Regions from separate parts of the Homo sapiens genome. Here region 1 is linked to region 2. Evidence: chromatin loops called from intact Hi-C (ENCODE). Cell type or tissue: IMR-90. All regions are shown on one strand. Each heading gives the region's core, and the rest is flanking DNA. Links, peaks and the distances in the headings are about the cores only. Region 1 overlaps GLIS3 (GLIS family zinc finger 3). Region 2 has its middle 67 kb from the start of GLIS3.

Evidence for each region. Hi-C counts contacts between places; a loop is a spot of excess contacts. Peaks named below come from ENCODE experiments on the same cell type or tissue, not always from the same donor. Only the 100,000 strongest peaks of a DNase experiment are listed, where the experiment ranks them.
Region 1: it touches region 2 in a loop (4-fold over the local background); 4 of 110 quality-filtered maps call a loop at or near these places.

What each region holds. Positions count from the first base shown.
Region 1 is chr9:4,235,951-4,240,352 of GRCh38, forward strand. The region is part of intron 2 of GLIS3 (GLIS family zinc finger 3); the gene reads right to left. Among named protein-coding and RNA genes, the nearest start is that of GLIS3-AS2, 61 kb to the right of the region's middle. RefSeq lists an enhancer at 2,010-2,529. In IMR-90, for the core only: no CTCF peak of the experiment used is centred there; DNase peaks (open chromatin) are centred at 351 and 2,771.
Region 2 is chr9:4,364,529-4,368,930 of GRCh38, forward strand. It overlaps a transcript of GLIS3 not described here. Among named protein-coding and RNA genes, the nearest start is that of GLIS3, 67 kb to the left of the region's middle. In IMR-90, for the core only: a CTCF peak has its summit at 2,389 (motif pointing left); no DNase peak of the experiment used is centred there.

The DNA.
Region 1 (4,402 bases), core at 280-4,279, 130 kb before region 2:
ACAAAATAACTATGTAAAAGAGATTCTGAGTATGGCTCAAGCTGCTTACTGATTAACGCTTTTGCACACAACACTCTACACAAACCTGTGTAGTCATTGTTCCTAGTAAAACAAGCCTTTGTTGACAACTGGAGACAAATGATCCTTGCCGACCAAGTTCACTGTTCTCACACAGCTTAATAGCTGGAGTAGTGCTCCCTGGCCACAGCTAGGAAAACTTGACGTGGTTGTCACAAAAAAAAAAAAAAAAAAAAAAAGAAAGAAAGAAAGAAAGGAAAAAAAAGAAAAACTAGAGAAGAGGGGAAACCTTTGTTCTGAAGGTGAGAAGGAGCCTGAATGATCTCATGCCCTAAACATGTTTGTGGTTTACATCAGTACGTCTCCTTCACTTATTAAAGTTGTGAGTTTTTAAATAGTTCCTGCTCCAAACAAACAGATTGCAATACTTAAGAATTCCCACTTTTTAAAAGTATTTCCCTTTTCCTCCCTTTTCCACATGGGTTGGGAGGTGAAGGATTTAATATTTGTTTTTAAGTTAAACAGTTTTTTTGTTACAGTATTTGCAAATATTGGCTGTAACTGTAAGCTGTAGAGGCATACCTCATTTTAAGAAAACCTGGGTGGAAAAAAATATCTGAAACTTAAAGCACAGCAGTCTAATTTCCACCACATGACCAAACATAATTCACTTCAGGGTTACCGTCAATGACAAGGTTCCCACAGTGCCTCATTTACTCATAAATATTATTGAGCCCCCACTATGTGTAAGGCAATTTTAGGTGCTGTTTACATAAAACAAGATTAATTTTATTAAAGTTTCATCTAATCCCTAAGTTTTTAGGCCCCAAATCTATTACATAAGACAATGCAAACTGGAAAAACAAATCCTTCCAACTGAGACTAAAACTTCCCTTCTGATTGGCAGATGCCTTTCTTACTTTTTTCCATAACAATTCATTAAAAATATTTTTTTGAAACCAGGATGGGCTCAGCATCGTCTCAGGTGAGAATCATTTCCAGTTGCACTAAATCTAGGGAATCCTTCACTCTGTAGCTTCATTAGGCACATGTGGCCACTCTTACTCTGCCATGTGGAAATCACAGAAATGTTTTAGAAAGCAATTTAGCAATAAGTATAAAGAATCACCAACATGTTCACTTCCTTCACTGATTTATTTCAAAAATAATCCTAAGGAAATAATCCAAAACAAGGGAAAACTGTATTATGTATTATAGCAGGTTATTTAGAATACAGAAAATATCCTTCAAAATAACCTAAAACGCCTTTGAAATAATTTAAATATTAAAGGCATAGCCGGTTAAGTACAGTACAGTCTCTAGACGGAATATTACACAGCCACAAAAATGATGACACAACATGAAGAATGAATAACCACTCATGGCAACTTTACATTAACTGGAAAAAAATCAGAATGTAGAATTAAGTCTATAATATAACTACAGGTATTTTAACATAAATATGCAAAAAATAAAAAAGTAGTAGTTTTACATGAAAGATAGATGAAATCGCTACTTCAGGCTCAGTCTACTGAGCCCTAGGGCATGGCTGAAAATCTACAAATGGCATCATTATCATTCAAAATGATAGTACTTTTTTAAACCAGCTGTTTCAGTGTAGCACTTTCATTACCAAATTCTGTTACCATTTTTACCCCAATTCCATAAATGTACATTTAGAAGTACAGTTTGTCAAACTGTTGATTCTCACCACTTGATTCACCCTCTCATTAATCAGGCATGCCTTTTGTTTTGCAGTATTTTCCCCACTGTTTCATTTGAGATTAACTTTAAATTGAGAAAATAACTACTGACAGGTTCTTTTCTCTCTTCCTGTTTTGGGACACACTGTAAGCACATTTTGTCTTTCCCAGTTCTCTCCAGCTTCAGCATTTTATCAGTTTGATGTGGCTTTAAACAACTTTCCCTTCCCTAGTTAATTCACTAGCCCAGCAGCTGCAAGGGACAAGATGAATCCTTTCCATGTTCCCCTTATTCTCCCTTTGAGCAGGGACTGTCCAGAACTTCCTCAGAATTTCTACCTAGGAATGTTCTAGACCAGAAATTTTCCTCAGGAATTTCCTGTTGCCACCCTGTCCTGCTTCTATACCAGTGAGCACAAAGTCAGGAGTAAGCCTTTAGGACCACTCCGTAAAAAAGCAACTGGGACTTCTCGTTCCTACTTTACATAAAGTTTATTCCCTGCCCCCTCCCGCTGCGCAAAGAGCTTCCTGAGAGACCGAAACAATGTGGCTAAAAGGAAGGCCAAAAGGAGGGAGGTGATCTCTTAATAGAACTCAGTATTTAATCCTCCCCCACCCCTAAGCTCTGCCCAGAATAGATGACACAGAAGGAGAGGGAATTGTTGTTTTGGTGGAGAGGAAGAATATGACCGTGAATATACTCCATTCTATTTGAGAATGAGAGAGTCTACCCACATGAGAGAAGATGTAAATCATCCCCCAACATTCTAACTTCCTTCCTGAAATACACCTAGACCTAGCAGTTTACAATAATTTTTAAAAAGTGCCAAATATGCCCCCAACTTACAGTGCTAAAACCACCGTGGCTACCTGAACTCAGAAGGCCCGTGTGAAGCAACCAAAGAAAGCTTAACCCTTTCTGGGAAGTAGAATAAGTTTTGCCAGTGTTCTCTCAGTTCTTCATAACCAAAAACAAAACAAAACAAAATTTACTGAGCACATGTTCTGTCTGTGTGTCATTCCTCATGAGTCAGACACCTTCTTATCCACTATACTGTGTGCCCACTTGACATCTTTCTTCCAGAGTTGGCTTTAATTAAATCCTTCAGCACTAATGTCCCAAAGCATTCCGTGAGTCAAGCTTTCCCTGGGGTTAAGACTTTTGAAATGACCAGCAGAGAGATGGACTCTAACTACTAAGACTACTATAGCCACAGCAGCTACTGCAGTGACTTTTTCACCACGAGGCAGCCAATTCAAAACAAACGTTGTTTTTTGTCCCTGCAGTAGTTTGCTGAGAATGATGGTTTCCAGCTTCATCCATGTCCCTACAAAGGACATGAACTCATCATTTTTTATGGCTGCATAGTATTCCATGGTGTATATGTGCCACACTTTCTTAATCCAGTCTATCATTGTTGGACATTTGGGTTGGTTCCAAGTCTTTGCTATTGTGAATAGTGCCGCAATAAACATACATGTGCATGCACTGTTGTGGGGTGGGGGGAGGGGGGAGGGATAGCATTAGGAGATATACCTAATGCTAAATGACGAGTTAATGGGTGCAGCACACCAACATGGCACATGTATACATATGTAACAAACCTGCACGTTGTGCACATGTACCCTAAAACTTAAAAGTATAATTAAAAAAAAAACCAAAAAAAATGTTCTCTTAACCCATAGACGTTCACGACTTTTTTTTTTTCTCTGCGATGAGGAAGATGAAGTTGTTAGACTACTGTATTCGTATTCCAATGAACGAACCTAGATTACAGGCTGCAGGGTTGGGGCTATTCCTAGAGACCTAGAGCAAACTCTACTTCATCATTAATGAGAAAACATTTGTGACAACCATCCCAACACATCAGTCATTGAGATCTTGGTATCAAGGTTGAGAACCACCATACTGATGTGCTCTAGCTTTCTATAAATTCAATGTAACAGAAGGTCTACGCTTTGGAGGCTATACTGGATCTGAATAAGTGATCTAAAGATTGTTTCTGACTTTTCCATTACCTACTTCCCTCCCTTATTAGATTGCATCTAGGACACTAAATAGGTTTTCATTTAAAAAGACCAACAGCTGATTACAAAGTATTTTGAAGCTATGTCTAAATGCAGTAGATAAAAGAACTGTGGTTGATTTGTATCATCTACCACGGTCATTAGATTTCAGGAGTGTTTGCAAATGGCACTTTGTATTTCCTAACTCTGTATCATTAGACCTTTACAGGAATAAAGGATAACAGCCCCATCTCAAACTCATCTGCCTTATTTTAGTCATTATTAAGTTACTTTTTTCTAACTTCACTTTTTTTACGTTGAATTATTTCTGCAACCATTTAACTTGATTTTTTTTTCAGTTCCAACTGAAGATAGATAAAATTATAGTATGTAAGTAGTGGACACATATTTTATCCTTCTTACAATTAATTCACCATCTAAAGCAGCGGTCTCCAACCTTTGTGGCATCAGGGACCAGTTTCATGGAAGACAATTTTTCCACAGATGTGGGGGAGGTGGGGGGGGGGGATGGTTTCGGGATGAAACTGTTCCACCTCAGATCATCAGACATTAGTTAGATTATCATAAGGAACGCACAACCTAGATCCTCACATGGGCAGTTCACAATAGGGTTTGCGCTCTTATGAGAATCTAACACCAGTGCTGATCTGACA
Region 2 (4,402 bases), core at 201-4,200:
AAAGTCAGGTTACAAAACAATATCCATAATGCAATATTGCTGAGGCTCAAAATGTCTATGTAGGCATAGAAAAATATCTCAAACATTATGTTCCAAAATGTTAATACTTTAACAGTGATTATTTTCTAAAGATGAGATAATGCTTATCTTTTTATTTTCTTCTTTATATTTTTATTACACTTTATATATATATATATATTATGTATTCATGCTGTCATCATGTATTGCTTTTTTTTTTTTTTTTTTTTTTTAAAGAGACAGGGTCCTGCTATGTTGCCCTATTGACCAGGCTGAAGCACAGCGGCTATTCACAGGTGCAATCATAGCACACTACAGCCTTCAACTCCTGGGCTCAAGCAATCCTCTTGCCTCAGCCTCCCAAGTAGCCAGAACTACAGGTGTCTGCTACTGCACCTGGCATTTGTTGCTTTTAAAATAAGAAAACTACACAGTGATTTTTATTTTGGAGTGAAAAGAAATTGGATATTTTTAACTTATGAAAAAAGTCCATGCTCTTTCAAGACAATTTCTTTGTAAGACAGAAATTTCTTTGTTCAGAGGATCCTGTTCCTGGTGTAGGTCATCAGATATTATCAGAAAACAGTACTTCCAGTTTCCACAGACATACTGCGAAGTGTTATGTGTGGGTGGAGAAAGGTAGTTGGAATAGAGATGGCTTATACCATGCAAAAGATCACATGCATGGCGTAAGATATGAGAAAGTTCATATGCAAATTAGAAAGATCAAATCAGGCTGGGTGCGGTGGCTCATGCCTGTAATCACTTTGGGAGGCTGAGTCAGGTGGATCATGAGGTCAGGAGTTTGAGACTAGCCTGGCCAATATGGTAAAACCCCAACTCTACTAAAAGTATAAAAAATTAGCCTGGCATGGTGGCGGGTGCCTATAGTCCCAGCTACTCAGGGGCTGAGGCAGGAGAATCGCTTGAACCTGGGAGGTGGAGGTTGCAGTCAGCCAAGATCATGCCACTGCACTCCAGCCTGGGTGACAGAGTGAGACTCCATCTCAAAAAAAAAGAAAAAAGAAAAGAAAAGAAAGATAAAATCAAACATAATAAAAACCTTGCATTGCATCTTATCACCCTGACTTGCTCACTTGGATGGACAAAAGTTGAGACTCAGAAAACGTCATCTGAAAAACTGGATGACTACTTGCTTGCAGTGCTGCAAAGCTCTGCTCCAACTCACCCTACTCCACTGACTGCCAAAGTATTTCTTTTACATAATATAGTGGAAAAATCACGTTATGCTTCACATCTAAAATGTCACCACCAAGTATTCATTTGAGGTATCAATATCTTCTTTTAAAACACAACACCCCTCCACCCCAAAGGGTCAAGGAGCTACGAGAATGTGATGGGTGTTCATGTATTCACACTCTAGAGTCTATTCAAATCAGTTTAACCAAATTCTTTGTTTCAAACTCACATTCTAAGGTGTCATTGAAAAGTGTAGGAAGGAGAGCTAGCAGGGAAGGAAAGGCCGTTGAAAATGCTTCGGTGGTGAACTTCGGACTGATTTTGAGCATAAGGGTATGGGGCACCCAGAAGACAGGGAGAAATGGGCCCAGTGAGATAGGACAGAGGATATAAAGGGAAATGTGGAATTAACTTTAACCGTCCTTAATTTGGTCTATCCTATCCTTATGGCTGTATTTAAACCAACCAAAGCAAAGCAGTTCACCTGAACATTTAATTAGATTTTACTTTGATCATATACCCAGCCAGAATCATTGTCGTCAAATAATTTTAACTAGAAAAGAGTAGACTTCTTTAGCTAATTGCCTAAGCCTGAGTACTTTCAAGCGAATCCAAGGCAACGAGTTAAAACGTGAAAAAAAACCCTCACAACCTTTTCCTGGGATGGGAGGAAAGGAGGCCCACACCATGCCAAATAATTGGCTTGACTAGATTTTTCCCGCCTGAGATGACCCACAGCTTGGGGGTCATAAAGACACTGCCTCTCTGTTTCTTTCCTGTATTCAGAGAAGGAACGTTCCATTCCACGCAATTCATGAATTTTAAAAACCATGAACCTTCCTTCACATTCTGGAGGAACACAAACGTTTTCCTGTAAGAGAGCTGTTTTGAGCATAAATGCTCAAGTGATTGCGATGGCGACGAGGAGAGGCCTTTTCAGACTGTCTTTGTTCTGAGCTGGCTGGAGGCTCCAGGCCTAGGAGTGCCAGTAAGTTCTGGACATATGGTTGGGCACAGAGAGCAGGGACTGAATTTACCAACCACCAACTGCCATAACGGTCTTGTCACTGGAAAATGGCCAAACAGTTGAGCCAACTGCCAATGCCACCATGTTGTCAGGAGACAATGGGCCAGAGGAAAATTACAGGCTCGTGGAAGACCACTAGCTCCCTCTTGTGGTCGAGCACAATGGCTAAATTTCTGCCACTTTCCAGCAGAAAGACATCCATCCCTGAATTCCGTGAATGAAGGATGAGGATGCTTCCTAAAGCAATCCTATCAGCCTATTTGAATAGCAGCCTTTATCTATACCTTTCCAGAGAGCTAATATTAAAACCCTTCTAATTTCAATGACAAAAATCATATTACTCAAACTCAAAGCTCTCCAATGATCCTCCACTGCCTTTGAAATCAACTTCCTAAATCATTATCATGGCTTGTAAGCCGCCGACGGCATATACCCTGCCCACTCTCCAGCTTCATCAGTTGCCCCTCTCCCTCTCGCTTTACATTTGTTGAACTCTCTCCCTTCAGCATTTTCACACTTGATTGCTGCCCCTGTTTGGGATAATTGTGACTTCCCTTCCCCACTTTCACCCCATCTAATCTGTCTAAGTCTTACATATCCTTTAGGATTCAAGTGAAACACCATCACCTTCCGGAGGCCTTCCTTGATCCCCTAAACTAGGTCTTCCTGCTTGATCCCCCTGGGCCTCCTGAATTTCCTTAGCTAACCACTCATAACACTCCATCTTAATTGCTTATTTAATGCTTATCTTCCCCTTTTAAAAATGTTCTCTGTAGCTTGAACCCGGAATGTGGAAGTAGCAGTGAGCCAAGATCATGCCACTGCACTCCAGCCCGGGCAACAGAGCGAGACTCCATCTCAAAAAAAAAAAAAAAAAAAAAAAAAGTTCTCTATGTGAGCAGATACTCTGTCATTCTGTCATTTACCTCCTTATCCACACCTAACACAAGTACTATACATATTTATTGAGAGAATACATTTGAAGAAGTAGCAAATTCTAGAATGGAAAAAAAAGAAGAGACATTTATTATATGCCAAATATGGGCCAGGTTTTAGGCTAGGTACTCACACATCTACCAATTCATGTAATCTTCATTTAATACAACGAGGGAAAATGTTATTATCTTCAATTTTATAGTGAGGAAAGTTAAGTTCAGAGAGGTTTGTGTAGCTTGGCCAAACCTATAAGAAAGAACATGTCAAATCCAGAATTTGCAACCAAGTGTAATTCCAAAGCCCCTGGACTTTCTACTGTATGATGTTTCCTCTTAGGTAGCCCAAGTTAACCAGTCAATTCTTGCTTATTCATGTCAATGAACGTATCACATGGCATGACTATTCTCAAATAATGAATAATCCTAAAATCACTTATATCAGCTTTTAAGTGGTGTTTTTATCCTTACGTTTTAAAAAGGACTTCTTTTAATGTTCTCAGTATCTCCAAAGAAAATAACTAAGTCATCCTGGAAAGCCCTTACTATGGAGCTTTCTCAGCCAGAAGGCAATAGAGCATCACGAGGCAGAGAAATGAAAGAGCACTGGGTAGGGAGCGCACAAGAACCCTGTTTTTTTTTTTTTTTTTGGAGACGGAGTCTGAGTCTCGCTCTGTCACCCAGGCTGGAGTGTAGTGGCACAATCTCTGCTCACTGCAAGCTCCGCTTCCCGGGTTCACGCCCTTCTCTTGCCTCAGCCTCCCAAGTAGCCGGGACTACAGGTGCCCACCACCACCACGCCCGGCTAATTTTGTTTTTATATTTTTACTAGAGACGGGGTTTCACCGTGTTAGCCAGGATGGTCTCCATCTCCTGACCTCGTGATCCACCCGCCTCGGCCTCCCAAAGTGCTGGGATTACAGGCGTGAGCCACTGCGCCCGGCCTGCACAAGACCCCTCTTCTTAAGCCAAGCACTGGCCAAAACCTAATGGATGACTTTGACGAAGCCACTTCGTGCCTCTGAACCTTGGCTCCTCAGCTTTAAGAAGAGGAGGATAGTAGCATGCACTGGAGTCGGTTTTGAAGGACCCCTCTTGCTCTTAAATTCTCTCGTTCTAATTCAAAGTGGAACTGGTGTCTAAGAACTTGCTGGTTTATACTTGAAGCAAGGTGGCAATTTTGGTATTAAAAGACCTCTTCAAAGCTCTTCAATGAGAATAATCT